3 separate regions of the Homo sapiens genome follow, and all the other regions are linked to region 3. The links are chromatin loops, found by intact Hi-C in ENCODE. Cell type or tissue: CD4-positive, alpha-beta T cell. All regions are shown on one strand. Links, peaks and the distances in the headings refer to the core of each region. The heading gives the core; the rest is flanking DNA.

Region 1 (11,005 bases), core at 1,818-9,817, 50 kb before region 3:
AGACCAAGGCCTCCCTTGAGGGGCAGAGATCCACCTATGAGTACATCACATCAGCTCTGTCTTCGGGAATCTTTGGCTTTATGGGAGGATAAGGAATGTGATTTATTCCTTTCTGCTAATGCAGTGTGCATCAGAGAAAATGAGTTGAAAATTTAATAAATATTTTTTCCATATTAGGGGAGAGAACATGTATAAATCACGGCAATGCAAGTGCTCACTACAGAACCTGCAGGAGGAGCAAGTGCACAACTGAGAGAAGGCAGCGCCCTGCCCGAGGAAGCAGGTGCCCTGAGATCATCCCCTGGGAACTGTGCTCTAGGTGCCGTGCGCCAGTGGAACCTGGGCTGGGGCCTGGGATTTGTAGGTGGTGTGGAGAGCAGAGCACAGCTCCATTCCTCCTCACTGTGTGACCTGGGATGTGGCATCTTCCTCTGAGCTTCATTCGGACAAGGTGTTAATATAAAATTGCAGCATTAAATTTACCTATAACCTTTCAATTAGGAGCCAGTGCTGTTCAGAATTGTTATCACTACTGTTGTCCAAACCCTTAAATATTATAAAATACCTGTGTGACCCCTCATCTCAGACCTCAGATGACCACATTGCAGAGAAGACACCTGCTTTGTTTCTGTCACGAACATGGTATTAGAACGGGAAAGTATGTGTAACCTTGTTATAGATTTCATGTTAATTAAGTTACAATGGGTAAAATTAGAATTAGTAAGTGATACTTAAAATTTAGCTTTGGGGATTTCTAAGCAAAGTGTGGATGGTGTGTTTTGATTTCTCCTTGCTTAATATAGTATAATGTGAGAGGAGGAGACAAATTAAAGAAGAAACTATCCAGCAATGTGGAATCAGGTATTTTATAAATAAAGAAGGTTCTCACCTCTTCTGAAAACCCCATAACCTTAAAAAAATGAAGGAACTTTAAGACATATTTCTATATTCTGGATACATGACTAATAAAAACATATTTAAGTGCAAAAAGAGATACACAGAAGATGAAACTTCTGCAGCAGATAATTTTGCCAAATAGCTTTATACTAGTTTGTAATTTTACCTAAATATTCAAAAGATAAACTCCAGAGAGATCCAAATAAGAAATTATAACATTTCAATGTTAGATGACTGGTTGAGAGGCGCTTGAACTAACATTATTTTGATGAATCATACCTCAATAATAAAACTGTGTCTAATGGTACACTGTTCAAGAGGCTACTTGAGTATATAGTTTCTACCTCTCCTATTTGGGAGTCCTGGCACAACCCAACGTTCTCTAAACCTGGGGGCCACTAAGAACAGAGACAGAAGTTGGAATATTATGAAGTCATTATGAAGTTTTGAGAGATCCGCAATCACTGATGGAGTGATTGGTGAGGGTTGTCTCTATGAGCCTAGGCTTGGAAGAGTGTGGCTCTTTGTTATGATGAGCAAAGAGCTGTTTGTTATGATGAACGGATAGCAAGAAAGACCGTCAAGGAAAATGAAGAAACACGGGAACATGGTCCAAACAGACAGACAACATAGAGGTCCAGAATCTGGCATCAATGAATAAAAAAACATATGGATGTCCTGGCAGAAAATTTGAAGTAAATATTAGAAACATGTTTAATAAGCTAGTGGCAGCATGCAAGAACAAAGTGAGAATTTTAATAGAGATAAAAAAATTTAAAAGAGGACGAAACAAAAATATTTGTGTCGAAGAATACAATAAGTCAGCCAAAATTTTTAACAGAGCACACTGTGGGAGAGGCTCAGGCTTTCCTTTCCCCTAGAGCAGGCAGCCCTGAAATTTCCCTAGACATGAATCACTGTTTCCTCCCGCCCACCTTCCACATTCTCCTCAGAGATGCCCCTGGCTCCGGAGTTCAGCTTCTCACATGTTGTGTGACTTTGGGTTAAAACACACCTGAAACACTGAGTGGCTGTTGTCTTTGATCACTTCATCATCGTCCGCATTTTAGTTGATGCGATTTTTTTACCTCATTTTGAAGAAATGAAAATAAATCAATAGACTAGGCCAGATTTCCTTTTTCTTTCTTTCTTTCTCTTTCTTTCTTCCTTTCTTTCTTTCTTTCTTTCTTTCTTTCTTTCTTTCTTTCTTTCTTTCTTTCTTTCTTTCTTTCTTTCTCTTTCTTTCTTTCTTCTTTCTTTCTTTCTTTCTTTATTTTTCTTTCTCTCTCTCTCTCTTTCTTTCTTTCTTCTTTCTTTCTTTTATGGAGTCTAGCTCTGTCCCCCAGGCTGGAGTTGAAGTGGCACAATCTCGGCTCACTGCAAGCTACGCCTCCCAGGTTCATGCCATTCTCCTGCCTCAGCCTCCCGAGTAGCTGGGACTACAGGCGCCCACCACCACGCCCAGCTAATTTTTTGTATTTTTAGGAGAGATGGAGGTTTCACCATGTTGGCCAGGATGGTCCGGATCTCCTGACCTCGTGATCCGCCCACCTTGGCCCCGCAAAGTGCTGGGATTACAGGCGTGAGCCACCGCGCCCGGCCTAGAGAGATTTTCTTATCTCTCTTTCCCTTGATAGATGTGAATGTAGCCCCAAATATGGTAGGAATCAGTAGACACTGCAGCTCTTACAACACTTTCTTGGTCAGCTGGTCCAACAGTGTGAGCACCACAGTAGCACAATTATTTTATGGGACTAATTCTGTATCCAATGCAGACACATGTTTTTTTATGTACTGGGACCTCCAGTTCATCGCAGGCTGTGATTATGGAGAAGGAAGGAAACATTCTTCAAGGTTCCATCATACATGTGGTAAGAGAATCTCATATTTCTGTCCAGTGGTTTCCAGACCCAGGTGTTGTAGCTCCTGGCCACGGGGCTCTGCAGTGCTCTCTGTTTGGGGGCATTTAAGCATCCTGGAGAATAGTATTATCTCCAAAATGGCCCTTCTTTAGAGATTAAATTTCCTGCTATAAAACAGAGGCATAAACTACCTGCTGTTTATCTCACATCAGACTGTGGAGACCTAAGTCAATGCTTCCATTGTTCTGCTGGGGTCTTTGTTTCTGGGCAAATGTGAAGGAGCAAGAACTGCTGGATCGCAGACTCGTGTTCCCGTGATCACATCTCCTGTCCCTTAACTACAGCTACGTTCTGTCGTGTCAGAACACATTGTGCAGTGTCTCATTCTAGGAATAAGATATTCAGTAACTTGGACAGTGGAACTACCACTAGTAGTTTCTCTATGATTAAAAAAAAAACATGTGGAGATAAAAGTTAATTCTTCTAAGTACAAATTACTACCTATCAGGCTTGGGCTTTAATTTTTTCTAATTGTCTCCATATGACTGGTGGGTATCCTTACAGTGTGAGTTTTTTTTTAGACAAACGTGATCTCTATTGCTGTCAGTTCAGGCACTTGGTAAAAGGTGCTGGCCATTCTGGTTGGAGGTACCTGGGCTCAGTCTTCATTGTACATATTAGGGGAAGCTCTGATATAAACAGAGTGGACGTTGTCACTTATGTAGCAGTATGGATTAAACTGCAGAAGATCATCATACTGTGAGGTCTCCATACCCTTTTACACAGCAGAGTAGATTTCCCTTGCTTTCAGCTGCCTGCTTACTTATATTAAATATTACTGCATGTACTTTTACTTTACCTTATTTTCTATTCTAAGCTATTGCCTACTTATTTAATTAAAGTAAGCAATAGTAAATTTTAAAAATAACAATCAATTACCTGTACAAGTAACATAAAATGGGCGTGATGAATAAGCCACGTAGAGATACCAGAAAACAAAGCTAATAAAGAAACACATTGTGTAAGTTTAGAGTAGTCAGTGAGCACCGAAACCATGAAGAGCTTGTGTTGACATTTACACGAACAAAGTCAGTTATATTTGACATCCAGAAGGCTGGTCACACCCATGAGAGAAATATGTAGAGTGGTCCACCTAACTCAGAAATTAGAAAGTGATAAAGTCACAAACTTACAAAACCAGCAAAAACAACATTCAGTGTATTTAGTATTGAGCTCTGTTTCTTCAGGAAAAGGGATGGGTTATATCTGCATGGAAAATGGGACAAGTATTTTTTAAGCTGATTCTCCTGGGAAGTTGCTAATGAAATCATTCCAGTGATGCTCTGACACAGGATTGTGAAGAGGACGTTGACCCCTGGTGGTCGTTGTCAGCAACACGGATGCTCAACCCTGGTGGGTGCCTTTGTTACCGTTTTGTCCACAAGAGATTTTAGCCTGTCATGTGCTGCATGCAGGTGAGTTTTTAACCCTCAGATGAAAAAAAATAACATGACCACCAAGAAGATGAGGAAATTGAAGACGTCACTTCATCAACCACATTCCACTGATGAGAACTGTTTACACAGAGAGCCAGGGATGAGCTGGGAAGAGGAAGGGGTTGGGGAAGATCATCCATAGAAGGACACATCCAGCCTGCTTGAACTCCCTGTGGAAGGAGGGTTTAAATGTTTGTCTTCAGCTAATCAGGGGTATTTCGAGACCTTCACAAGCTTTCAGAGAGAGTTTTCATGAACAAATATCCATGCATTACTCAGAGTTGTATTTTTTCATATTTATTCTTCTTCTCTAGGCAGCTCCACAGAAGGGTGTTCTCAGAATTCTCCCTGATCTTCCTTGAGGTCCTGATGCAGCTCCTGGAGGAAAAGCCTGCATGGGGGAGGGAGCCCTCCTCATGTGCAGCCCTGAGGCTGTCCCATCACCTCACCCACCACTGCCCTTCAGTCAATTGGTGAACATTTCTGAGCTAATCTTCCTGAAACGTGTGGCTTTGGGCAGTATGTTCACCAGGTTACAAAATACTTAAGCTCTGTCTATTTCCACAGGCACGTATTCCTTTCCGGAGCACAGGTTGGTCTTGAGTGTGTGGTAGTGGATAATTAGTGAGAGCAGGTTTGTGCGCATCTTGTCATCTCCCAAAGTGCACCCTCTATGGAGTTGACACCCACAAACAAGCAGATGGACTTGCTCAGCTGGAGGATGACAAACATTTTCATAACCTATGACCTCAGTGGTGCTCTTTATCTGCAAGACCAATCATGATCATGCCTCTGGCTAATGTGCACTCATCAAGGGCAAGCAGTGCCCACCTCTGTGAGGGCTGCTTCAGGTGCACACTCCCTTTGCAGAGGGAAGCTTTTGTTCCTACCTGGGTCCCATGAATGTGTTTGCATTTGCTGCACAAACCACCTTACTCAGACTCACCACCCAAGAGCTCACAGTGCACCTAATCCAACTCTAGGGCATTATACATGGAATCTCTCATTGCCAGGGTCTCCAATTCCAATGAAAGGATGTTCATTATGGGATTCCCCAGAACTTTCTGGTCTTTTAGAGACATGAACTGGCCTCTAAAAGCTTAAAAATCTTACTCTCTGGGAAGGAGCATTGTAAACCAGAAGTAAGATAAGCTCTAAATTAATATATATTTTGTGGATTTTGGAAGAAAGAGTTCAAATAGTAATAGCCTTACCCACTTTCCCTCTGACTAATATCAGTTCTAGAAAACACTGAAAAAACCGTGGAATCTTGAGATACTTAGGCTTGTTATATTAGGAGATCACCAGAAAAAGAAAGAACCAAGCGTCCTTGGAGATTCCTCCATTGTAACTGATTTGTGACTGCGGTGCAGGATGGTCGTAGTGGAGGAGGCTGTGCCTGTGTAGGGCAGGGAGTCATGGGAATTCTCACGCCTCCTGTGCAATTTCTTTGTAATCCTAAAACTGCTGTAAAATAAACTTTATGATAAGGAGTGACAGAAACATTTGAAGGAAACTTTTGGCACTTTTTAAGAATCATTCTTAGTCTCACCACATGATCAAATAACCTTGCTCCAAATCATGTATTCATCCAATTTGAAAACTTGTTCACAGTAGCACCTTCATGGAATGTTTGTATCAACGTTATAGAGTGTGGCCTTTTCCACTCTGTGAATTTGGCTTATATTACGACTCTTGAATGGAATATTTATCTTAAAATTAGAGTATGTACTTGTTTCTACTGTTCTTTTTTTCTCAAATATATAACCCATTTTGTAAACAGCCTTAAACCTAATAACCCCTGTCATCTCCTCAGCCCGGCACAGCTGCCTTCTCCCTCAGGGTTTCTGACACTCTCAGGATGTGGGTTTTCACACTGTGTCTCTCGCACAGTAATACACGGCCGTGTCCTCAGATCTCAGGCTGCTCAGCTCCATGTAGGCTGTGCTCGTGGATTTGTCCGCGGTAATCGTGACTCTGCCCTGGAACTTCTGTGCGTAGTTTGCTGTACCAAAGATAGGGATGATCCCTCCCATCCACTCAAGCCCTTGTCCAGGGGCCTGTCGCACCCAGCTGATAGCATAGCTGCTGAAGGTGCCTCCAGAAGCCTTGCAGGAGACCTTCACCGAGGACCCAGGCTTCTTCACCTCAGCCCCAGACTGCACCAGCTGCACCTGGGACTGGACACCTGTGGAGAGGACACAGGGGTGAATAAAATCCTCTTTAACTAAACCAGGATCCCTTCCTCAGCCTTAGGACTAGGAAGCCCCTTACCTGTAGCTGCTGCCACCACAAAGAGGAACCTCCAGGTCCAGTCCATGGTGATGAGCTGTGCTCCCAGGGGCTTCTTCAGAGGAGGAATGTGGTTGTTATGTGATGCTCTCAGGGCACCAATATATCTATATTTATCTCAGAAGACCTCAGGTTATTTGCATATGCATGAGGCAGGGTATTTCACAGCTCAAAGCCTGATCTAGGATGAGAAAGAAAACACAGATGCCACATCAGCTGTACAAGTGTGGGATGCTGAGAGACCAAGCCCTAAATCCTGCCTGAGGAAAAGCATCTCTTGCCCCATTTCTAAGCTTTCTGTGCACAGCGCTCTTCCCGCTGCAGAACAAACCCCAACCCCAGGATGCACTCCTCACTGTGAACCCACATTTTATTGGCCTAAAGATTACCTGGGTTTTTTGTGGGACCATTGCTGTCTCTGACATTGAGCAGGCACCTAGACCCATCCTGGTCCCATTAGGAACACTCAGAGCTCACTGGTAACACTGAAAAGGTGGCCACTCGTTACCCTACATGAGTGTCCAGCAGGACCCATGGAGAGTTCTGAGATCTGCTGGGCACTCCCAAGACAGGGTCCCCAGCACTTTCCTGAGGGTCCTGACCTCCCAGGTCCTTCAGTGGAAAGACTCTTGGTTGACAGATTTGCCGTCTGATGTGTGATTGGTTCTGAGACTTCCCTCCCATTGACAGTAGGAATCAGGGGTTGAAATAGAAATAGGAATTTGAGTTTCTTGGTGAACTCATAGCTCCCAAAATAATTACCAAGTAATTTGTATTTTGAATAAGTTTGTGTTTTATTTCAAACTGCATTAAATAGAATTATTTGAAGTATTTACATGGTTTTAGATCATATCCATAGATCATCATCTTTACATGCTGATTTCTGTTCTGCTTGGTCTGGGCACTTATCACACTCTTCAATCCACTGCTTCCAAGTCACAAGCACAATGTAGGAAACATTACTTATCTCTGAAGTCTGAATACCTTCTTCATAGGAATATAGTATCTCCCACAGTTATGTGCCCATTGAGTTAAAAAAAAACCATCCATATCCTTCATATTCTCACTATTCAGATATTTATTATCCTAGAACCCCCCTTGTAAATATAGCTTTCATTGCTTTTTGAGTGATATAAGTGGCCCAGTTTCCATATCCTTCATATTCTCACTATTCAGGTATTTATTATCCTAGAACCCCCCTTATAAATATAGCTCTCATTCCTTTTTGAGTGATATAAGTGGCCCAGTTTCCATATCCTTCATATTCTCACTATTCAGGTATTTATTATCCTAGAACCCCCCTTAGAAATATAGCTCTCATTGCTTTTTGAGTGATGTAAGTGGCCCAGATGAAATAGAATATTTAGATGAGTATCAGCAACTTGCTGAACACTTAATTTAGAATGACTTGTTGAATAAGGAAGACTCAGGCCCTGGAAGAATATTTGCTTTTATTTATCTCCAACAAATAAGGGAGAATATATAATATCTGGTTTTCTGTTCCTGAATTAGTTTTCTAAGAGTATTGACTGCCAGTTCCATCATGTTCCTACAAAGGACATAGTTTCATTCTTTCCTTAGCTGCATAGTATTCCATGGTTGTATGTACCACATTTTTCTCTATCATTCTGCCAGTGATGGGGATTTAGGTAAATTCCATGTCTATGCTATTGTGGATAGTGCTGCAGTGAACCTACATGTTTATATTCCTTTAGGTATATGTCCAGTTGTAGGATTGTTGGGTCAAATGAAACTTCTGTTTTAGGTTATTGGAGGGATCACCACACTGCTTTCCACAATGGTTGAACTCATTTATATTCCCGCCAAAAGTGTATAAATTTCCCCTTTTTTCTGTAACCTTAAAAATCTGTTATTTTTTTTTTAAGATTAGCCATCCTGACTGATGTGAGACGGTACCTCATTGAGGTTTTGATATGTATTTCTCTAATGATAGTGATATTCAGCATTTTTTCCTATGCTTGTTGGCCACATGTAGGTCTTTTTTGAAGTGTCTTTTCATGTCCTTTGGTCACTTTTTATTTCTTGTATGTTTGTTAAATTTCCATGTATATACTAAGTGTCGGACCTTTGTCAGATGTATAGGCTGCAAATATTTTATTTCCCATTCTGTAGGTTGCCTGTTTACTCTGTCGATAGTGTCTTTTGCTGTACAGAAGTTCTTTAATTTACTTAGGTCCCATTTGTCAATTTTCAATTTTGTTGCAACTACTTCTAGCATTTTCATTATAAAACCTTTGTCAGTTCTTACCTCCTAAATTCTGTTTCCTATGTTATTATCCAGAGGTTTTATAGTGTTAGGTTTTACATTTTGATCTTTAATCCACATATAACTTTTTTCAATTGATGCTGAAAACGCATTTGATGAAACAACATCCTTTCACAAAAAAAACATAAAAAATGGGTATAGAAAGAACCCATCTCGACAAAATAAAAGTTACATTCGAGAGACTTTCAGGTAGTATCAGGTTGAATGAGAAATAACTAAAAATCTTTTCTCTAAGATCTGGAACACGCCAAGTTTCCCACTTTAATCACCAGTAAAGCATAAACCCTTCTGCTGCCACCATAGCCGGCTCTTACCTGCGAGCACCACCTACTGGCCTGACGTTCAAACTGCATGACCTCATACAAACTCAATACCACCAGTGTACAGCAGTTGAAAATGAGATTAGCTTCTCATTACTTCGGTGATTCCAACCCCGCAAAAGACCACGGGCCTGCTCACATACCCAGTATATTACTACTACAACGGGAATTTGAAACAGCCACCACACTAAAGCTCTTAATAACAAAAGAAACCACACTGAGTAGATGCCGCTCAGCTCGCCATTTCCATCAAGGCTGGCGCTTTTGCTTGCCAGGCTCGGTGGCTCATGTGTGTCCAGCTTGGTCCACCTCTCAGGGGCTGAGCAGGGAACTCAGGTCACTGTGCATTTCATAGACCAGTCCATCGCCTGAGGCAACAGAGAGCTTCTCCCTGTGCACAGATATCAAGCATGCACTCAACTGCTTCTACCAGAGTCAGCTCTAATCTGTAAGGACATCTACTAATGTGGAGGGTGAACTTAACAACCCAACACAAAATCTGCTGAAACAAAGGCATTCCAAATGAGAAACAGTTCCTGAGGCCTCCACTATCTAGGACCTGCAGGGGGCAGTGAGCCTACTCACAAGTCCAGTACTTTGGTACTAAAACCACCATTTCAGAAAGCCACTAAATAATGGCTATCTATAGACAAGGAACTCTTACAGAGTCTTTGCCACTAAGTAAACCAAGAACCAAAATCAAAATACCCACACAATGTACATTATATTCACATTCTAAAGGGAATTAAATATTCATCAAAATCAGAATGAATTAAAAAATAAGAAGAAGCGATAGTTTAGCTAATGAAAAGCAAACAGATAAGCAATTCAGGAAGTATGAAAAAACAGAGTTACAAAACCCCAAATATCACCTTAACTCTCCAGCAATAGAATCTAAACAACATGACATATTTGAAACGTCTGATAAATAATTCAAAATGTTGATTTTAAAGAAGCTCAATTAAACCTTTTTCTCTAGTGGCTCAGTAAGCACCGGCACTGAGACAAGCACTATGAAGACAATTGCAGCCCACCCCCTGATGAACTGACCCCTGTTCCACAAACCATAACCCCAGCTTTGATTGAACACTACAGTGATATCAGGAACTTTCTCCTAATCCGAGACCGCTGACCATGGCCTGGCTCTGGCCGTTCACAGAGGCTGCACCCTGAGTACCTTTGTGTCTCTGCTTCTGCTGTTTGCACATAGGGCCTGACTGGAATGAATTTAAATGCTAAGTCTCCACTGGTAAGTGAACAGGGGTCATACGTTACAGACATGTTTGTTCAGTATGCATGTGTGAGGACCACCTCCATGAACATCAGTAGCCCCTCCTGTAACCTGTTGATTATGTCTCTTTAGCCAAACCCTTCAGCATAAAGCTTCTGCCCAACCCCTTCTTCGTAGGAGTGCCTTTTTCTCGTCTTTACCAAGAGCTATGCTTTTCAGCACATGGGTGGACTCTTATCTCTCTTTTTCACTCATTTTCTTAAGCTGCTAGGGAGAATAAAGTGTCAGGTCCTATTTTTGGTGCCTTGATGCTGATGAATTAAGGTTTATTCTCCCTCATCCTTGTCCCCCACACATGGGAAATCTAGTAAGAAATCATGGAAGCTCCCTCATGTGATGTCAGTGTGAGGTTTAAATCACACAAGCTCCTTCTCCTGAGTAGAAACGCCCCCCCCCCCCCCGCCGACCCCACCACCAAATCATTATAAAGCCCTGAGCCAGCCTCCTTTCCTGCTCTACTGAGGAAATTCCAATCTGTAATTTCTTGAGAGGACTGTGCTGCTCTCAGCAGACACCTCAGAAATAGAGCTAATAAATCTTTTCATATTCACCTGGAGTGT
Region 2 (11,005 bases), core at 1,236-9,235, 110 kb before region 3:
TGCGGGGTGGCAGTGTCTACAGCCTCACCTGGCCGCCTGTGCACTTTTGTGCCTCTAATACTTACTTTTGTTTTTGGGACATATAAGAATGTTTCCTCTTTTAAATTAAAGTTTTGTAATCCAGGGACCTCATGGTGGGCACAGAAACATAAAAGTGCAGAGGATTCGAGGGGAACTGCTACATGCAGAGGAAAGCACAGATCCTGAAGGACAGCAGCCCTTGACTGCTTTTCTGTACCTGCCCTGGGGCTCCACCTGTTTTGTGAGTGCTGAGTGTCCCCTTCGGCCCAGAATCCTTTCTTCTTTCTGCAGGAAATTTTGTGTCTGGACTCACACCGATGTTTCCTCACTTGGAACCTTATGTACAGCCATGCATGGTCATGTCCTCAGCTCTCAGACTGTTCGTTTGCAGATACGGTGAGTTCTTAGCATTGTCTTTGGAGATGGTGAATCTGCCCTTCACAGAGTCTGCATGGTATATCTGACTTCCATCATATTTTACATCTATTACTCCCTCCAGCCCCTTCCCTAGAGTCTCATTGACCCAGCTCATTCAGTAGCTACTGAAGGTGAATCCAGAGGCTACACAGGAGAGTCTCAGGAACTTCCCAAGTTGTCTCAGGCCCTCTATGGACTCTATCAGCTCCACCTCACACTGAACACCTGAAAATACACAAACGTCCTGGTCAGAAACTGCCAAACACATCTACTGTTTTTCTCACTTATATCCACTCACTCTCACTCACTCTATTTCTCTATGAGTCACCTTTTAAAATAGCAACAAGAAAAATTCTGGTTAGCTCAAACCCCATAGTGAGCTCTGTGTTCAGCCCTGATTACCACATGGAAACCCCTGGGAATCCCAGTGCTGTGGCTCTTCTCCCAGAGCTGCAGGGCCAGGTCTGGGCTTGTTTTCACCAGTAGAGGGAGGGCCCTGTTTTCATGCCTCCTCCTCTATAGCAAGCTCCAGTGTGGGATGCCTGAGAAGAAGGCAGTGCCCAGAGCAGATGTGAGACTCCCGGAGGAGCATAATTGAACAAGTGGAACTAGATTAACAAAAAAAGATTCTGCAAAGCAACGAAATAATTCCAACTCACAGAATTGGATAATATACCATGTATCTGGAGGAGTTAGTGGCAATGACAGCATTTGGGAAAATATGATTATTCATAACGTGATTGTGCCATGAAACTCACTAAGCAATTATTATTTTATTTTACTTTTTACACAGTACAAATACAAATATAAATGCATTAAGCAAACTTTAAGATATATATATAGAGAGAAATAGAAAACTATATAAAAATAAGGGAAAACCTTAATACCTCACTTAGAATAATGTATAGCAAATCCAGAAAGAAAATTCTTAATAAGCCTCTGAACTTGAACAACAGTATTGAACAAATTTACCTGAAAGACATTTACAGAACCTTCCAACCAAGAGCCATGTAATACACATCCTTCTCAAGCACCCATTGAACATTCTCCATGATAGGTTATATGTTACATCATAAAATTAGTCTTAACATTTAAAGAATTAATGCTAATGCTTCTCTAACTCTTTCAAAAATTGGTGAGGAGTCCACCTTCCAAACTCTTTTTTTATATATAGTAAATAAACTTTATCTGTTTCTCAGAGATGACACTGCCAACAGTCACAGATTTGCATACAATACTGTTAGGTATTGGGTATTTACAATTTACAGTATTTTTTTTCCTCTGAAAAATATAAGCACAAAAGCTAAGTAAACAATGACGTACTGCCATTTGGAATTTATTACATGCCATAGTGTAAAGAACTGGTCTCTAACAAATATTCAACAAACCAACCTGAATAAAATAGTCGGTTAGGGATTTAGTACATGGCACAGCTTAAAGAACTGGCCTTTAGCAAATATTCAACAAATCAACCTTAATACAATAGTCAATTAAGTGATTTATTATTTCTAATTCATTAGAAAAAATCCACTAAGTCTCACCTCAAAATGTATTGCACAATCTTTATGAAAAAAATCACCCTAAAAATAATTAGGAAAGGTAAGCAGTTCTTTAAAAAGAATGGAAGAAAGGAATATTATGTAAGCCCATTAAGCAGGTTAAGTTATTCAGAATATCTTTTAAACAACATAAAACTCTTCCCTTGGGAGGCCGAGGCGGGCGGATCACGAGGTCAGGAGATCGAGACCATTCTGGCTAACACGGTGAAACCCCATCTCTACTAAAAATACAAAAAGTTAGCCAGGCGTGGTGGCAGGCGCCTGTAGTCCCAGCTACTTGGGGGCTGAGGCAGGAGAATGGCATGAACCCAGGAGGCGGAGCTTGCAGTGAGCCGAGATTCTGCCACTGCACTCCAGCCTGGGCAACAGAGCGAGATTCTGTCTCAAAAAACAAACAAAACAAAACAAAAAAACAAAAAACAAACAAACAAACAAAACTCTTCCCAACAGAAAACTGAAGAAAAAAACTATCACCGTTTCTCCACTGATAAAATCTATTTTAAAGGTAGTCTGCAACACACCTTCCAAACTCTTTCTATGAGGCTACCGTTAGAGTACTACCAGTAATAGACAAAGGCACCACAATAAAAGAAAATCATAGACCAATATCATTAGTAGACATAAATTAACCCCCCAACAATAGTAAAATAAATTCTAAAGATTTTATAGAAGACCATACACCATGATCAACTCAAATTTATTCTGAGATGCACAGATGATTTGACATTCTCAAATCAATCAATTCAGTTGATTAATTAAAAAACTAAAGAAAAAATATCTCAGTAACATTTCATCAGACACAGAAAACACTTGAAAAAAATTCAGGATTTCATTATAAAAACTCTGAACAAAGTAGGAAGACAAGAAAACAACTTGTACATAATGAAACCAATTAAGAAAAGCCACAGCTATTATTATACTCAATAGTAAAATTTTAGAATATTTTGGTCTAATATCTGTAACAAGGCAAGAATAAAGCTTGAGGTATTACACTTCCAGGCCTCAACATTTATTAGAAACATACAGTAATAAATCAGAATGGCATTCGCATAAATTCATACAGAGAGCTTAGATATAAACCCACATATTGATGGCCAGCTGACTTTCAGCGTGAGAACCATCAATATATAATTGCTAAATTATAGTGTCTTCCAAAGAGCGTGTTATGAAAATTGGATATTTACATGCAAAGAATTAAGAATTTTAGGTTAGAATAAACAAAAAAATTAATTCTAAATGCATTAAATACTTAAATGAAACACGTGCAATTGTAAAACTCCCAACCCTCAAAAAATTAGCAATCTTTTTCTGGATTTTACATTCAAACAAATAAAAAAACACAGAATTGGACAAGTGGGACTAGATTTAAAAAAAGATTCCGCAAAGTAACAAAATAATTCCAACTCACAGAATTGGATAATATGCCATGAATCTGAAAAAGCGTTAATATCCAAAATGTAAATGAAACATCTACAACTCAATAACAATAATAAAAATAGCATAATTTAAACATAATCGGTTTTACACCTTTAACAATGTGAGAACCTCAAACTCATGTTCAATGTTTTTCTCTGTGGGTAACAGTCTGCCTGATGGTATGCTTGGTTGGGCAATACTTTGTAGTTATTTGATCAAACACTAATCCAGGTGTGAATTTTTAAATAGATGTTATTAAAACTGTGATCAGTTGACTCAATATTAGGTAGATTATCATCAATAACAAACTTGGCCCTGATTCCATCAGAACAGATCTGGAGAAGGTAAAACTCCGTGGTGATTAAGCAGCTTGAGATCTTTCTAAGATTTCCAGCCTGCATTTACTGATGGCTGACCCTAAGGATACTGCACGTTTCCAGCCATCCCCCAAAACTGTCATCCCCTACATCTCACAGGAAAGTGGTGTGTCCCTCTGCAGCTTGTCAAACCTAAACATCAGAGAGAAAGAGATTCTCCAAAATCAAATCGTATTTATTTGAAAATGAGCATTGCAATGGGATTATCCATGGTCACATTTAGGTTGGTAAAGAAAGACAAGTGTCTGAAGGATAAATGAGAAGATTACCTGAGCTATTTTGAGACAATTATCCTGGGGTAGAAGAATCAATAACAAGGGTAGAATCAGTTTAAGGCTGAACAGGGAGTTGCAGGGCAGATATCCCCTCAGTATTAATTCTCTTATTGTTGTGGTAGCCTTTGTTCAAGATTGTGGTTGTGCAGAGTATTTTTAGGGTAATTCTTGTTATCAGGGATGTGTGCATGAGAACCCTCTATTCATGACCTCTTCCAGCTTCGCCTGTAAAGATTATAACACACGTGGCTCCATTTTTATTCTGACAACGTTCACACCCACTTCCTTCTCCACTAGTGAAGAACGTTACTGTGTGACGGTTTTTCAGAACAGGATTAGAAACACATCCACATCCCACATTAACCAGACAAGCTTGTCCCTTCAGTTCCCACTGGCAACTTGCATTTCCAGATGAGTCTCCATGCAACACAGTGGAGGGTCCTGAGTGACGAAGAGTGAAGAAAGTCCCACCAGACTCTCCTGCGTGACTGCAGCAGCCACAGCCTGAGACCCACCTGAGCGCCAAGAAAAGGGCTTGAGGTCTGGAATTTTGACCACAGCAAAAACATCTTCCTTTTTCGGAAAGCAGGAAAAGCAAATGGAAAAATGAGAACAACATCTAAAAAAGACAGTAAATGAATTAGGAAAAGAAGCTCCAGATCAGTATTGATTCTGATTTGCATTCTTCAGTGTCAGGAGAAGGGTCCTACGAGAAACCTGTGAGGTTCTACATGACACTGACCCTGGCCCAGCCTCTCTTTTTTCTGTAATCAGAATCCCCAAAGACTGTTCTTGCTGGGATTCACTCAGGATGGTGGCGGAAATATTAAAGGGGAATATTAAGGAAAGTTATAGGGAATAGTCATATACCTTTTTAGAAGGCCGAAAGGTTACATAGCTTGTAATAATTGAACAGGCTGAAGGCGGCCAGTTCTTACCTTAGAGCGTTAGGCATAGGGTAAATACTAGGGACAATAGAGGCCTCCCCAGTTAAGTCTGGTTACCCTACCTCCATTAACTAACCAGGGTATTGCCCCCTAATGGTATTTACTTTAGACCGCAGTCCCTGAGCTTTAATCATTCGTAGAACTACTCTCTTAACCATGTTAATTATCCACAAGTGTGTTGTCAGAGCTTCTGTTGTTAATTCTATACTCAATACACGCCTGGAGTGCGAGCTGCTCAGGGCCACTGCTGCCGTTCTTTACAGGATTCTTCTTGGAGTCTGTAAGTTGCCTCGGACCCTCAGCTGAACTGGCAAAACAGAATATCTGTGTGTCAGTGTACGTTTTATTCATCCGCCACCGGGTCAGGGGTCTGCAGGAACAGACCCCCCGCAGCTTGAGTTCTCTTGTGAGGAGCAATACCTCAGTTCTAGTCAGGATTCTTTCTGGAGTTCCTGTCCTCAGTCTGACTGGAGAAGACTCACCAGGAAGCCCTGAGCTTCCTCAGGACTCTGACAGTGGTGACCATGGTTGAGAACTTTTCATCTCCTCTGTGAGGATCAATCTGCATTTTCTGCATAGGAGAATAGGTTTTCATATTAAAACAATCATTTTAAAAATATGTAGAAATGACCCTAGTAATCACAGAATTCCGAACTTAGGTTCAGTAGAGAAACTTTAAGAAGATGAAGTCCCACATCGTGACAGGAAATCAGCCTTCATCTGCACCTGCCGCTGGGGCTGACTCTGATCAGTGGCTCCTGAGCGCCCCCTGCAGATGACTTTCCCCAGCGTTCCCGCAGGGAGGTTTCTGCATGGTCCCACATTAACTTCTCCTCACTGTGTCTCTCGCACAGTAATACACAGCCATGTCCTCAGCTCTCAGGCTGCCCATTTGAAGATACAGCGTGTTCTTGGAATTGTCTCTGGAGATGGTGAATCTGCCCTTCACAGAGTCTGCATAATATGTGCTACCCCCATTACTACTAATAGCTGAAACATATTCCAGTCCCTTCCCTGGAGCCTGGCGGACCCAGTGCATAGCATAGCTACTGAAGGTGAATCCAGAGGCTGCACAGGAGAGTCTCAGGGACCCCCCAGGCTGGACCAAGCCTTCCCCAGACTCCACCAGCTGCACCTCACACTGGACACCTGCAAACACAGAGACACCAAGGTCAGAAACTGCCACACAAATCCACTGTTTCTCTCACTCATGTCCACTCACACTCAATATCTCTATTTCCTCATGAATCACCTTTAAAAATAGCAACAAGGAAAACCCAGCTCAGCCCAAACTCCATCATGACTCTTCTGTGTTCAGTGCTGATCACCAAATGAAAACACCTGGGAATCCCAGGGCGGGGGCTCCTCTCCCAGAGCTGCGGAGTCAGGGCTGGGCTGGTTTTCATCAGGAGAGGGAGGGACCTATTTGCATGTCTCCTACTATATAGCAAGCTCTGGGGTGAGATGCCTGAGGAGAGGGCAGGGCCCAGGGCAGATGAGAGTGTCCTTGGGGATTTCGATGACAATGATTACATTTGGGAAAATGCTGTTTTATTGTGAAATTGTTGTGTGATAAACACTTAATAACTATCACATTTTTAATTATTTTTACCTATGTGTATAAATTATGTTATTTAGGAATCAGTGGTTTCTTCATGTACAGATGTAAAAGTGAACCCACACATGGAGGGGCTATGTATGTGTCTAAGGGCTTATATCTGGCATGAGTGAGTCCTAGTACCCGGGCCTATGCTCCTCACAGCTGGCCTCAGTTGCTCTTTTAACCAACTCTAGGACAGAGATAAACGGGCCTAGTGTGGTTTGCAGAATCCACTTCCTGCCACGACAACCTGTGTGATTTTGCTGCATTTACCTAAAAATACGGAGAAAACTAGGGGTCAGACAAATAAATTTTTAGGTATATTTGACATTTAACATATTTATTTGTTCCTTCCTATCACCCTCTTTTTGTCTAAAATTTCAGTTTTTTTGTAATAAATTTTATGAGGTTTAATTGACAGATAAGAAAATTCACATATTTATTCTGTACAATAGTAAACTTTGAAAAATAAAATCTCTATTTTTAAGAAGGTGACAAGTCAACTCCCCTCAGCATTCCTCTTGCTCTTTTATATTTTTTTGGTTTTTCTCCTTCCCTTCTTCTACCATTTCTTTATAAATCTACTGATGTTTTCACATGTCTTTTGACTAGCTTTTATATTCTAGAATTTATAAGAATGAAAAAATATAGTATATGCTCTTATGTATTTGGATTATTTTTCTCAATAGAAATACTGAGAATTAAATCTTTTATGTTGCATGTGTTTATTTCTTACAAATAATGGGTAGCATTTCAGCAAACAAATGTAGCATAATTTGTTTTTCTATTAAGTTACTAACTGGCATTTGAATTTTTCATTACTCTCTCTAAGTCTTACTAATAAATCTGCTACTCAGCTTGGTAACACACATAGATGATAAATTATATATAAGTTACATAAATATATTTTTTGCAACAACAGTAACAAGAGAATGTACAATTTGGCAAATTTTGTTTAGTATTTCAGATAATTGAAGTTATGAAATAAAAAACAAACCTGTAATCCAAAGAGTACCTGAGACTAATCTCAATAGATTTAGGAAGTTCGTATTCCAAGATTAAGGACATGGCAGTGACACCGCCTCAGGGAGTCCTGACGATATATGCCCAAGGTGGTGGGACACAGCTTGATTTTATGCAATTTAGGGAGACATGGGACAGTAATCAATATATGTAAGATGTACATTGGTTTGGTTCAGAAAGGCAGGACTTTCTGAAGTGGGGAGAGAGCGTCCAGATCACAGGTAGGTTTGAGACAAATGCTTGCATTCTCTTGAGTTTCTGATTAGCCTTTAACTGAATGCACAATTTACAGGAATAGTCACGTAGGCCTTAGTCTGGCTTAGCAAAACAATAGAGAAATGGTGGCAATCAGATAGGCATTTGACTTATGTGAGCAGAGAAATGACTCTGTCTGTTGTTGGTCCACAAGGTTTTTCCTTGTGGTCAAATTTTGAAGGAGGTATGTAGTTTTTTAAAACCTTAGTTTCACTCGTGTCCATGTGAAGAGACCACCAAACAGGCTTTGTGTGAGCAATAAAGCTGTTTATTTCACCTGGGGGCAGGCGGGCTGAGTCTGAAAAGAGAGTCAGCGAAGGGAGATAGGGGTGGGGCCGTTTTATAGGATTTGGGTAGGTAAAGGAAAAAGGGGGGTTGTTCTCTGGCGGGCAGGAGAGGGGGTCACAAGGTGCTCAGTAGGGGAGCTTTTGAGCCAGGATGAGCCAGGAGAAGGAATTTCACAAGATAGTATCATCAGTTAAGGCAGGAATAGGCCATTTTCACTTCTTTTGTGGTGGAATGTCATCCATTAAGGCAGGAACCGGCCATCTGGATGTGTATGTGCAGGTCACAGGGGATATGATGGCTTATCTTGGGCTCAGAGGCCTGACAGTTAGTAGCTATCATTTTAGGGAAAGAATGGAGGTGGGTTTGCCCCAAGCAGTTTTCAGCTTGACTTTTCCCTTTGGCTTAGTGATTTGGGGGTCCCAGAGATTTCTTTTCCTTTCACAAACATGGAAATCTTGGGAGAAACAAGTTCTTGTAGAGAGAAACAAAGCCATAGTGTTAGCTAAACTGAAGCAGAGGCTGCCATATGAAATACAGCCTATTACAAGATAAAGCTACAAACATGTGTTGGATTGCTTAAATTCCAGTGTGGTAAATGTGTTGTCATGTGAAATTCTCAGGAACCACATACTGAAGGGCACTGATAAAGTGAATTAAATGTGGCCCGAAAAGGACTCTGCACTTCTATGATTGAGTCCTTGTGGACAAACTGTAACCTTGTGGACAAACTTGTGGACAAACCTTGTCCTTGTGGACAAACTGTAACTGTAACATATAGAAAAAATATGAATTAAACTCAGTAGACTTCAAGCTATTGACATGTAAATTAGGTGGAATATTTCATAGCTAAAGACCTGATCTAGCATGAGAAATAACAGAGAGATGACACACGGAGAATGCAGCAGGGGGAAGCTGACATTCAAGTTCTGATGTTTGTTTACTGATATTTGTCCCCTAGCATGTCCAGCACTTCATGAGCACAGAACTCCTCTAATAGAGAAACAGCCTCTCACAGGACATGATCCTCAAAATGATCTCACCTACAAATGGATCACTAGCAACTTCAAACTTTTTTGGTTTTTGCCCTTTGCAAGTTGAACTACTGGCATGAGTGTGTCTCTCCATGTTTGCACACATTGAATTGATAAAATTAGTTTTGTTCTACATCTTCCAACTCTTAAGATATCTGAAAACTCTAAAATTTTCTCCTTTCAAATTTGGTTCTCATTGACTCATTGGGTTACATCAATGCTCTAAGTACGATGGGATATGGAAGACACATCGGTAGTTTTTGCTAAATTATTTATGTTTTATTTTATTTTATTTTCAAAAGTAAAGATGAAGCCTCACTATGTTTCACAGACTGATCTCAAACTCCTGGAAATCTTCCCACCTCAGCCTCCCAAATTTCTGGGATTATAGGTGTAAGCCACTGTGCCTGGACATTAATTACTTATTTTAACTTTTTAATTGCATTTTTGTTTTGAAATAAGTGTAATTCAGATGCTGGTAAAATTTTCTCCTCAGACTCCTCTGCAGCTGCTCCAGGGCTGACATCTGTGTTGAGTGGTTTCTGGGCCTGTCCTGCAGCTCTGCCCTCACCCGGCAGGGGAGGATGCTGTTTGGGCTCACAGAGCATATTCTCCCAATGTCGCTCCCCCAGAATGAAGGGGCTGTCCCCTGGTTCACAATCCTCTCTCAGCAGCATCTAATGCTTTCGAAATTGTCTCTCGAAACAGTGATTTAACATTACTGTACCCAGTAAACTGCAGGGGGAGCCCAAGCACAGATTCTTTGAAACCACCAGAGAGTCTGTTCCCTGGGACTGTCAGATGCAATGACACAGTCAAGATCCATGGTGAGTCCAGAAACTTTCAGAGAACTCATAGGAGCCTCTTATTTCTTTCAGAATTCTCTATTCAAAGATCACGCCAAATAGTATGTCCACAGAGAGAACTACATGGCTCAAAGCCCACAAAAATTAAAACACACGTGTACACACACACACACACACATGCACACACACATACACAGTGGGAAGGCTGAGCTTTATAGTAATTGACTCGTAATTTGGGATCTTTCCTAGTGTAAACCAAAGGTTTCCGAGACAGATCTCAATCAAATTAAAATTAATTTTGCCAAAGTTAGGGCATGCCTGGAATGAAAATACAAGTAATCACAGAAAAATTTGTGGTCAGTGCCGTTCCCCAAAGATGATTTTCAGGGCTTTCAATACAAAAAAGGGGGGAAAGCTGGATAGAGGGGAAAGAGGGACAGTATGAAAATTTACATGTTGTAATGAGAGAGAAGCACATAGGGAAACAGAAAAATTATGTAGTTCTCCTGAACTAAGTTAGCACTTTATATAAAGTAAAATGAACAAAGAGTAGCTATCTGTGAAGATATTTAACTTTTTATTTGTAGCTATTCTCTTAGGAATGAAAGGAAAATCAGTTTCTTGCATGGATCATCCTTTAGGATTTTCCCCCCTCATGACATAATGAATTGACAGCACAAGTTTTTATTTTCCTTTTATATTTTCCCCACCTGTTCCTTTTCAAAATCATTCAGAGGAAGCATTTTACAACCAAATGAGTTTCTGGTCTCCTGTTTTGTTTTATCTTTCATTGATAGAATGGATTACTCTTAGATAAACAGGTCCCATGTTGTTAAGATAGCTCATTGTTACCTACCTTTCAAATGTTGTGAAGTCTCACATCCCAATGATGAAAAAATAGTGGGAGAAAAAGGGAACTAAACATAGAAAATAAAGGAGGAAATAACCAACAAAAAGGGGAAACAATCCTGGAAAACTGATATAGGCTTT
Region 3 (11,005 bases), core at 1,540-9,539:
AATAGTATTATCCTCAAAATGGCCCTTCTTTAGAGATTAAATTTCCTGCTATAAAACAGAGGCATAAACTACCTGCTGTTTATCTCACATCAGACTGTGGAGACCTAAGTCAATGCTTCCATTGTTCTGCTGGGGTCTTTGTTTCTGGGCAAATGTGAAGGAGCAAGAACTGCTGGATCGCAGACTCATGTTCCCGTGATCACATCTCCTGTCCCTTAACTACAGCTACATTCCCTCGTGTCAGAACACATTGTGCAATGTCTCATTCTAGGGAATAAGATATTCAGTAACTTGGACAGTGACTCTAGTAGTTTCTCTATGATTAAAAAAATGTGGAGATAAAAGTTAATTCTTCTAAGTATAAATTACTACCTATCAGGCTTGGGCTTTAATTTTTTCAAATTGTCTCCATATGACTGGTGGGTATCCTTACAGTGTGAGTTTTTTTTTAGACAAACGTGATCTCTATTGCTGTCAGTTCAGGCACTTGGTAAAAGGTGCTGGTCAGTCTGGTTGGAGGTACCTGGGCTCAGTCTTCATTATACATATTAGGGAAAGCTCTGATATAAACAGAGTGGATGCTGTCACTTATGTAGCAGTATGGATTAAACTGCAGAAGATCATCATACTATGAGGTCTCCATACCCTTTTACACAGCAGAGTAGATTTCCCTTGCTTTCAGCTGCCTGCTTACTTATATTAAATATTACTGCATGTACTTTTACTTTACCTTGTTTTCTATTCTAAGCTATTGCCTTCTTATTTAATTAAAGTAAGCAACAGTAAATTTTAAAAATAACAATCATTACCTGTAGAAATAACACAAAATGGACATGATGAATAAGCCAAGTAGAGACACCAGAAAACAAAGCTAATAAAGAAACACATGTGTAAGTTTAGAGTAGTCAGTGAGCACCGAAACCATGAAGAGCTTGTGTTGACATTTACACGAACAAAGTCAGTTATATTTGACATCCAGAAGGCTGGTCACACCCATGAGAGAAATATGTAGAGTGGTCCACCTAACTCAGAAATTAGAAAGTGATAAAGTCACAAACTTACAAAACCAGCAAAAACAACATTCAGTGTATTTAGTATTGAGCTCTGTTTCTTCAGGAAAAGGGATGGGTTATATCTGCATGGAAAATGGGACAAGTATTTTTTAAGCTGATTCTCCTGGGAAGTTGCTAATGAAATCATTCCAGTGATGCTCTGACACAGGATTTTGGAGAGGACGTTGACCCCTGGTTGTCGCTGTCAGCAACACGGGTGCTCAACCCTCGTGGGTGCCTTTGTTACTGTTTTGTCCACAAGAGATTTTAGGCTGTCACGTGCTGCATGCAGGTGAGTTTTTAACCCTCAGATGAAAAAAAATAACATGACCACCAAGAAGATGAGGAAATTGAAGACCTCACTTCATCAATCACATTACACTGATGAGAACTGTTTACACAGAGAGCCAGGGATGATCTGGGAAGAGGAAGGGGTTGGGGAAGATCATCCATAGAAGGACACATCCAGCCTGCTTGAACTCCCTGTGGAAGGAGGGTTTAAATATTTGCCCTCAGCTACTCAGGGGCATTTCAAGACCTTCACAAGCTTTCAGAAAAACAGTTTTCATTAACAAATGCCCATACGTTACTCAGAGTTTTATTTTTCATCATTTATTCTTCCTCTCTAGGCAGCTCCACAGTAGGGTGTTCTCAGAATTCTCCCTGATCCCCCTTGAGTTCCTGGTGAAGCTCCTGGAGAAAAGCCTGCATGGGGGAGGGAGCCCTCCTCATGTGCAGCCCTGAGGCTGTCCCATCACCTCACCCGCCACTGCCCTTCAGTCAATTGGTGAACATTTCTGAGCTAATCTTCCTGAAACGTGTGGCTTTGGGCAGTATATTTACCAGGTAATAAAACCCTTAAGCTCTGTTTGTTTCGGCAGGCACGTATCCCTTTCTGGAGCACAGGGTTGTTTTGAGTGTGTGGTAGTGGATAATTAGTGAGAGGAGGTTTGTGTGCATCTTGTCATCTCCCAAAGTGCACCCTCCATGGAGTTGACACCCACAAACAAGCAGATGGACTTGCTCAGCTGGAGGATGACAAACATTTTCATAACCTATGACCTCAGTGGTGCTCTTTGTCTGCAAGACCAATCATGATCATGCCTCTGGCTAATGTGCACTCATCAAGGGTGAGCAGTGCCCACCTCTGTGAGGGCTGCTTCAGGTGCACACTCCCTTTGTAGAGGGAAGCTTTTGTTCCTACCTGGGTCCCATGCATGTGTTTGCGTTTGCTGCACAAACCCCCTTACTCAGACTCACCACCCAAGAGCTTACAGAGCATCTAATCCAACTCTAGGGCATTATACATGGAGTCTCTCATTGCCAGGGTCTCCAATTCTCATGAAAGGATGTTCATTATGGGATTCCCCAGAACTTTCTGGTCTTTTAGAGACATGAACTGGCCTCTAAAAGCTTAAAAAAATCTTACTGTCTGGGAAGGAGCATTGTAAACCAGAAGTAAGATAAGCTCTAAATTAATATATATTTTGTGGATTTTGGAAGAAAGAGTTCAAATAGTAATAGCCTTACCCACTTTCCCTCTGACTAATATCAGTTCTAGAAAACACTGAAAAAACCGTGGAATCTTGAGATACTTAGGCTTGTTATATTAGGAGATCACCAGAAAAAGAAAGAACCAAGCGTCCTTGGAGATTCCTCCATTGTAACTGATTTGTGACTGCGGTGCAGGATGGTCGTAGTGGAGGAGGCTGTGCCTGTGTAGGGCAGGGAGTCATGGGAATTCTCACGCCTCCTGTGCAATTTCTTTGTAATCCTAAAACTGCTGTAAAATAAACTTTATGATAAGGAGTGACAGAAACATTTGAAGGAAACTTTTGGCACTTTTTAAGAATCATTCTTAGTCTCACCACATGATCAAATAACCTTGCTCCAAATCATGTATTCATCCAATTTGAAAACTTGTTCACAGTAGCACCTTCATGGAATGTTTGTATCAACTTTATAGAGTGTGGCCTTTTCCACTCTGTGAATCTGGCTTATATTACGACTCTTGAATGGAATAATTATCTTAAAATTAGAGGAGTATGTACTTGTTTCTACTGTTCTTTTTTTCTCAAATATATAACCCATTTTGTAAACAGCCTTAAACCTAATAAACCCTGTCATCTCCTCAGCCCGGCACAGCTGCCTTCTCCCTCAGGGTTTCTGACACTCTCAGGATGTGGGTTTTCACACTGTGTCTCTCGCACAGTAATACACGGCCGTGTCCTCAGATCTCAGGCTGCTCAGCTCCATGTAGGCTGTGCTCGTGGATTCGTCCGCGGTAATCGTGACTCTGCCCTGGAACTTCTGTGCGTAGTTTGCTGTACCAAAGATAGGGATGATCCCTCCCATCCACTCAAGCCCTTGTCCAGGGGCCTGTCGCACCCAGCTGATAGCATAGCTGCTGAAGGTGCCTCCAGAAGCCTTGCAGGAGACCTTCACCGAGGACCCAGGCTTCTTCACCTCAGCCCCAGACTGCACCAGCTGCACCTGGGACTGGACACCTGTGGAGAGGACACAGGGGTGAATAAAATCCTCTTTAACTAAACCAGGATCCCTTCCTCAGCCTTAGGACTAGGAAGCCCCTTACCTGTAGCTGCTGCCACCACAAAGAGGAACCTCCAGGTCCAGTCCATGGTGATGAGCTGTGCTCCCAGGGGCTTCTTTAGAGGAGGAATGTGGTTGTTATGTGATGCTCTCAGGGCACCAATATATCTATATTTATCTCAGAAGACCTCAGGTTATTTGCATATGCATGAGGCAGGGTATTTCACAGCTCAAAGCCTGATCTACGATGAGAAAGAAAACACAGATGCCACATCAGCTGTACAAGTGTGGGATGCTGAGAGACCAAGCCCTAAATCCTGCCTGAGGAAAAGCATCTCTTGCCCCATTTCTAAGCTTTCTGTGCACAGCGCTCTTCCCGCTGCAGAACAAACCCCAACCCCAGGATGCACTCCTCACTGTGAACCCACATTTTATTGGCCTAAAGATTACCTGGGTTTTTTGTGGGACCATTGCTGTCTCTGACATTGAGCAGGCACCTAGACCCATCCTGGTCCCATTAGGAACACTCAGAGCTCACTGGTAACACTGAAAAGGTGGCCACTCGTTACCCTACATGAGTGTCCAGCAGGACCCATGGAGAGTTCTGAGATCTGCTGGACACTCCCAAGACAGAGTCCCCAGCACTTTCCTGAGGGTCCTGACCTCCCAGGCCTTCAAGGGAAAGACTCTTGGTTGACAGATTTGCCGTCTGATGTGTGATTGGTTCTGAGACTTCCCTCCCATTGACAGTAGGAATCAGGGGTTGAAGTAGAAATAGGAATTTGAGTTTCTTGATGAACTCATAGCTCCCAAAATAATTACCAAGTAATTTGTATTTTGAATAAGTTTGTGTTTTATTTCAAACTGCATTAAATAGAATTATTTGAAGTATTTTCATGGTTTTAGATCATATCCATAGATCATCATCTTTACATGTTGATTTCTGTTCCGCTTGGTCTGGGCACCTATCACACTCTTCAATCCACTGCTTCCAAGTCACAAACACAACGTAGGAAACTTTACTTATCTCTGAAGTCTGAATACCTTCTTCATAGGAATATAGTGTCTCCCACAGTTATGTGCCCATTGAATTAAAAAAAAACCATCCATATCCTTCATATTCTCACTATTCAGATATTTATTATCCTAGAACCCCACTTAGAAATATAGCTCTCCTTGCTTTTTGAGTGATATAAGTGGCCCAGTTTCCATATCCTTCATATTCTCACTATTCAGGTATTTATTATCCTAGAACCCCCCTTATAAATATAGCTCTCATTCCTTTTTGAGTGATATAAGTGGCCCAGTTTCCATATCCTTCATATTCTCACTATTCAGGTATTTATTATCCTAGAACCCCCCTTAGAAATATAGCTCTCATTGCTTTTTGAGTGATGTAAGTGGCCCAGATGAAATAGAATATTTAGATGAGTATCAGCAACTTGCTGAACACTTAATTTAGAATGACTTGTTGAATAAGGAAGACTCAGGCCCTGGAAGAATATTTGCTTTTATTTATCTCCAACAAATAAGGGAGAATATATAATATCTGGTTTTCTGTTCCTGAATTAGTTTTCTAAGAGTATTGACTGCCAGTTCCATCATGTTCCTACAAAGGACATAGTTTCATTCTTTCCTTAGCTGCATAGTATTCCATGGTTGTATGTACCACATTTTTCTCTATCATTCTGCCAGTGATGGGGATTTAGGTAAATTCCATGTCTATGCTATTGTGGATAGTGCTGCAGTGAACCTACATGTTTATATTCCTTTAGGTATATGTCCAGTTGTAGGATTGTTGGGTCAAATGAAACTTCTGTTTTAGGTTATTGGAGGGATCACCACACTGCTTTCCACAATGGTTGAACTCATTTATATTCCCGCCAGAAGTGTATAAATTTCCCCTTTTTTCTGTAACCTTAAAAATCTGTTATTTTTTTTTTAAGATTAGCCATCCTGACTGATGTGAGACGGTACCTCATTGAGGTTTTGATATGTATTTCTCTAATGATAGTGATATTCAGCACTTTTTCCTATGCTTGTTGGCCACATGTAGGTCTTTTTTGAAGTGTCTTTTCATGTCCTTTGGTCACTTTTTATTTCTTGAATGTTTGTTAAATTTCCATGTATATACTAAGTATCGGACCTTTGTCAGATGTATAGGCTGCAAATATTTTATTTCCCATTCTGTAGGTTGCCTGTTTTCTCTGTTGATAGTATCTTTTGCTGTACAGAAGCTCTTTAATTTACTTAGGTCCCATTTGTCAATTTTCAATTTTGTTGCAACTACTTCTAGCATTTTCATTATAAAACCTTTGTCAGTTCTTACCTCCTAAATTCTGTTTCCTAGGTTATTATCCAGAGGTTTTATAGTGTTAGGTTATACATTTTGATCTTTAATCAACATATAATTTTTTTCAATTGATGCTGAAAACGCATTTGATGAAACAACATCCTTTCATAAAAAAACCATAAAAAATGGGTATAGAAAGAACCCATCGCGACAAAATAAAAGTTACATTCGAGAGACTTTCAGGTAGTATCAGGTTGAATGAGAAATAACTAAAAGTCTTTTCTCTAAGATCTGGAACACGACAAGTTTCCCACTTTAACCACCGGTAAAGCATAAACCCTTCTGCTGCCACCATAGCCGGCTCTTACCTGCGAGCACCACCTACTGGCCTGACGTTCAAACTGCATGACCTCATACAAACTCAATACCACCAGTGTACAGCAGTTGAAAATGAGATTAGCTTCTCATTACTTCGGTGATTCCAACCCCGCAAAAGACCACGGGCCTGCTCACATACCCAGTATATTACCACTACAACGGGAATTTGAAAAAGCCACCACACTAAAGCTCTTAATAACAAAAGAAACCACACTGAGTAGATGCCCCTCAGCTCGCCATTTCCATCAAGGCTGGCGCTTTTGCTTGCCAGGCTCGGTGGCTCATGTGTGTCCAGCTTGGTCCACCTCTCAGGGGCTGAGCAGGGAACTCAGGTCACTGTGCATTTCATAGACCAGTCCATCGCCTGAGGCAACAGAGAGCTTCTCCCTGTGCACAGATATCAAGCATGTACTCAACTGCTTCTACCAGAGTCAGCTCTAATCTGTAAGACATCTACTAATGTGGAGGGTGAACTTAACAACCCAACACAAAATCTGCTGAAACAAAGGCATTCCAAATGAGAAACAGTTCCTGAGGCCTCCACTATCTAGGACCTGCAGCGGGCAGTGAGCCTACTCACAAGTCCAGTACTTTGGTACTAAAACCACCATTTCAGAAAGCCACTAAATAATGGCTATCTATAGACAAGGAACTCTTACAGAGTCTTTGCCACTAAGTAAACCAAGAACCAAAATCAAAATACCCACACAATGTACATTATATTCACATTCTAAAGGGAATTAAATATTCATCAAAATCAGAATGAATTAAAAAATAAGAAGAAGCGATAGTTTAGCTAATGAAAAGCAAACAGATAAGCAATTCAGGAAGTATGAAAAAACAGAGTCACAAAACCCCAAATATCACCTTAACTCTCCAGCAATAGAATCTAAACAACATGACATATTTGAAATGTCTGATAAATCATTCAAAATGTTGATTTTAAAGAAGCTCAATTAAACCTTTTTCTCTAGTGGCTCAGTAAGCACCGGCACTGAGACAAGCACTATGAAGACAATTGCAGCCCACCCCCTGATGAACTGACCCCCTGTTCCGCAAACCATAACCCCAGCTTTGATTGAACACTAGAGTGATATCAGGAACTTTCTCCTGATCCAAGACCACTGACCATGGCCTGGCTCTGGCCGTTTACAGAAGCTGCACACTGAGTGCCTTTGTGTCTCTGCTTGTGCTGTTTGCACATAGGGCCTCACTGGAATGAATTTAAATGCTAAGGCTCCACTGGTAAGTGAACAGGGGTCATATGTTACAGACATGTTTGTTCAGTATGCATGTGTCAGGACCACCTCCATGAACATCTATAGCCCCTCCTGTAACCTGTTGATTATGTCTGTTTAGCCAAACCCTTCAGCATAAAGCTTCTGCCCAACCCCTTCTTCCTGGGAGTGCCTTTCTCTCGTCTTTACCAAGAGCTATGCTTTCCAGGATATGGGATGGCTGTAACCCTTGATAAAAATAAACTCTCACTTTCCTAAATTGTAGATTGTGTTTTTTTTTTTTATTTAACACAACTGAAGATTAAATTCCGAAGTTCACCTAATTATAAGGCTACTTGCACTGGATGGTAACTCCCTCTGCCCCAATGCCCAGCATGCACTTTTTCCTGGCTGCTGCTGGCTGACCTTTGGAGTTCTGTTGAGCTGGGCTGTAATGCTGAGTTAAACACCGCACCTTTTATAGATTTAGCTGATTAACTTCAGAAGCATTGGTAACTTATTGACATTGAGAAACAGGAGTAAGTGACTGTAGGTGACTCTGCCTTTGGTGCATGTGAGAAAGTTTTTCTCTTGTTACGACAAATGTTTCTTCTTCAGAGACTTCACAGGAAGAACAGGATAAGGAATCCAGAGATATGCCACAAAGGAAACTGTTTTATGGAGAGGAAGCCACAGGGTTGACAGGAAACCAGAACTTAACCCGCATCTGCACCTGCCCTGGGGCTGGCTCTTGTGTTCAGTGGGTCCTGAGCGCCCCCAGGTGGTCCTGTGCCCACTTCAGGGAGGCTTGTTTCTGGGCTCATACTGACTTTTTTTCTAATTGTTTTCACAAAAATGGAGACAGAGTAAATGGTGAATCCATGCATCTCAGAGAACACAGAACAGCAGAATAACACCCCATGCTCCCCCCACACACATTTAGGTAAATCTTATTAAAATTGTTGAAAACCAAAGACAAATAGAAATACAGGCAGACAAGTGGAGGTGAGTAGAGGGGGCATTCCTTCCAAAAGAACAGAAAAGACCATGACAGCATTCTTCTGGTTAAAACCTTATAAGCAAGAAGAAAATTGATGGTGTCTGTAAAGTGTTGGAAGAAAAGCCAGCCCATTATTTGATAACCCATGGATGTTCGCTATGAAGTGAAAAAAAAAAACAGTTCTATTTCTCTTTGACAGCATGAGGGGCTCAATGAATCCATGCCCTCATGAGACCAGTGAAAATTATTTTGGGAAATTACAGGTTTGGAAAGACTCTAACAGCACACAGTGAGTGAAGAAACATTTATTCAGGAAAATCTAGAAAACTCAGTAAGGCCAGTCATCATATTTGATCTAAGATGCTCTTCCTTCCTTCCACATCCCAGCTCAGCATGATGTAAACTCCACTGCGGACAGATGCAGCCAAGAAGACAGGACACCTTCTACCAACTCCCACCAGAGGAAACGCTTTCCCAGGGGCCAGTACGTTGGCCCTCTGACCCTGCACACAGCACATGATGCTGAGGTTCAGTGCTGGACGAGAGCTACTGAGAGCCAGAGACTCACTTCTTCCATAGAGCCCCACTCGTGGATGGAGGCTCTGCCCTGGGTCCAGTGCCACTGGGAACATTCAGTCCGCGGTTTCTAGCTCTGCCCTATGGCACCGATTCCGCCCCACCAGAACCAAAGTGCTGGGATGGTGGGAAGCTTCTGCCCAACCCTCCAATTAGCGCTCATCTCCTAGGCTGAGGAAGAAAAAAGCTCAACTTCGTCTCCACCTGCAGAAACTTGGTTATGCACTCTGTCCCAGGAGAGAAGGGGCACTGGAATTCAGTCATAAAATATGATCCTTAAGTTGGTCCTAAACATCCTAACTTCAATAACAACAGAATGCGGAAAAGTTCAAAGCCTGCCTGTGCTCTCAGAAACAGTGGAGGGTGTGGGGGAAGGTGCTTGGAGGGAGATGGGTGGATGCACGGGAGATGCAGGCTAAACTGCAGGGCTGCTGGCTTGCAGGAGAGAACCGAGGAGGTGGGAGAGCTGAGGGACGTTCTCTTGTGGTTGGAACAAATGCCGGACGCTGTTCAAAGGAGCCCGTGTTTGTTTCGTTCAGTCTGTGAAGCAGTTCAAACCTCACTGCATGGTTGAAAATAGGATTTTCCATCTGCAAGTGGTGGAGCTCAATATCTGGGTCTGGTCAGGAAAGAGACACAGAAAGTCCAGCCCAAACCACTGACACCTGAGGATGACCGTGGTGCTTACAGCTGTGTCCCTTTGATCTTTGAGACTGGCTTCTCTCACTTAGCACAATGTCTGGAGTTCACCTGTAATAGTTTATGTATCGGTCACTTGTTATTTTTTTATTGCTGGTGGTATTCAATTTATAGATGCTTCCTAGTTCTTCACCTATTCAAATTTTGAGACATTTATGTTATTTTTACTTTCTAACACACATACACACGATATCTTGAATATTTGAATAGAAGTTATGCGTGAATGTAAGATTGTTTTTCTCTGATGCAAATATTCAGGTGTTAAGGGTATGTTTGATTTTAGAGAAAACTAAAAATTATTTTCCTGAGTATCTGTTTCATTTTGCATTCCTGTTAGCAATGTTTTAGCCTCTAGCAACCTGGTATGCTCACCAGCATTGATGTTATCTGTATTTCTTCTTAATTTCAGCCATTTTAAAAAGTGTACAGTGGTGTCTCTTTGCGGGCTTGATTTGAATTTCTCTAACGGAAAATCCTGTTGAGATCCTGTTTATATGCTTCAGTGTCATCTGCACATCTTCTTTGACGAAATGTCTGTAGAAACCCTTGCCTAATTTATCCATCAGTTGTTTCTTTTTTATTCACAGTTGAGTTCTGAAGTTTCTTATTATAGTTACATTGGTGGTTATTTGACTCGCAAACAGTTTCTCATCTGTAACCGGGCATTCATTTTCTTACAGTCATTTGAGTAGAAAAAGTTTTTAAATTTAATGAGGTCAACTAATATCAAGTTCATTTATTGATCATATTCTACATTTTAATTTTAAGATCATTGGTCAATTCTTAATTATTTTATATTGTGCCTGTTATGTAATGACTCATCATGCTCCCACCTTCTGCCCGCCCATCCTTGTAAGTCTCCAATGTGTGTAATTTCTCTCTACAAATCCTTGTGTACACGCTGTTTACCTCCCACTTACAAGTAATAATGTGTGACATGTGACATTCTGTTTGTGAGTTAGTTCACTAATTATATTGTCCCCCACTTCTATGCATCTTGCTGCAAAAGACACAGTTTCATTCCTTATTGTGGCTGACTAGTATTGAATTGTGCATACATGCTATATTCTTTTATAAAATCATCGGTTGGCAGACACTCAGTTTGACATATGTGCTATTGAGAGTAGTTTTATGGTAAGCATAGAAGGTGGGTATCTTTTTGAAATAATAGTTTATTTTCCTTTGGGTAGTTACCCAGTAGTGGGATTGCTGGACCAAATGACAGTTCTATTTCTAGTTT

Evidence for each region. Peaks named below come from ENCODE experiments on the same cell type or tissue, not always from the same donor. Only the 100,000 strongest peaks of a DNase experiment are listed, where the experiment ranks them.
Region 1: a loop joins it to region 3, with 4 times the contacts of the local background. A loop is called at or near these places in 6 of 110 quality-filtered maps.
Region 2: a loop joins it to region 3, with 5 times the contacts of the local background. A loop is called at or near these places in 6 of 110 quality-filtered maps.

What each region holds. Positions count from the first base shown.
Region 1 is chr14:106,708,546-106,719,550 of GRCh38, forward strand. It overlaps IGH and IGHV1-69. Among named protein-coding and RNA genes, the nearest start is that of MIR5195, 140 kb to the right of the region's middle. In CD4-positive, alpha-beta T cell, for the core only: CTCF peaks have their summits at 9,127 (motif pointing left) and 9,327; a DNase peak (open chromatin) is centred at 6,069.
Region 2 is chr14:106,651,869-106,662,873 of GRCh38, forward strand. LOC102724977 (a long non-coding RNA gene) reads left to right here and starts at 6,027. Exons shown (of 2, transcript XR_001751026.1): 1 at 6,027-6,067. It also overlaps IGH, the pseudogene IGHV3-63, the pseudogene GOLGA4P3 and IGHV3-64. In CD4-positive, alpha-beta T cell, for the core only: a CTCF peak has its summit at 5,806 (motif pointing left); a DNase peak (open chromatin) is centred at 5,753.
Region 3 is chr14:106,758,840-106,769,844 of GRCh38, forward strand. It overlaps IGH and IGHV1-69D. Among named protein-coding and RNA genes, the nearest start is that of MIR5195, 87 kb to the right of the region's middle. In CD4-positive, alpha-beta T cell, for the core only: CTCF peaks have their summits at 6,228 (motif pointing left) and 7,929; DNase peaks (open chromatin) are centred at 6,189 and 8,242.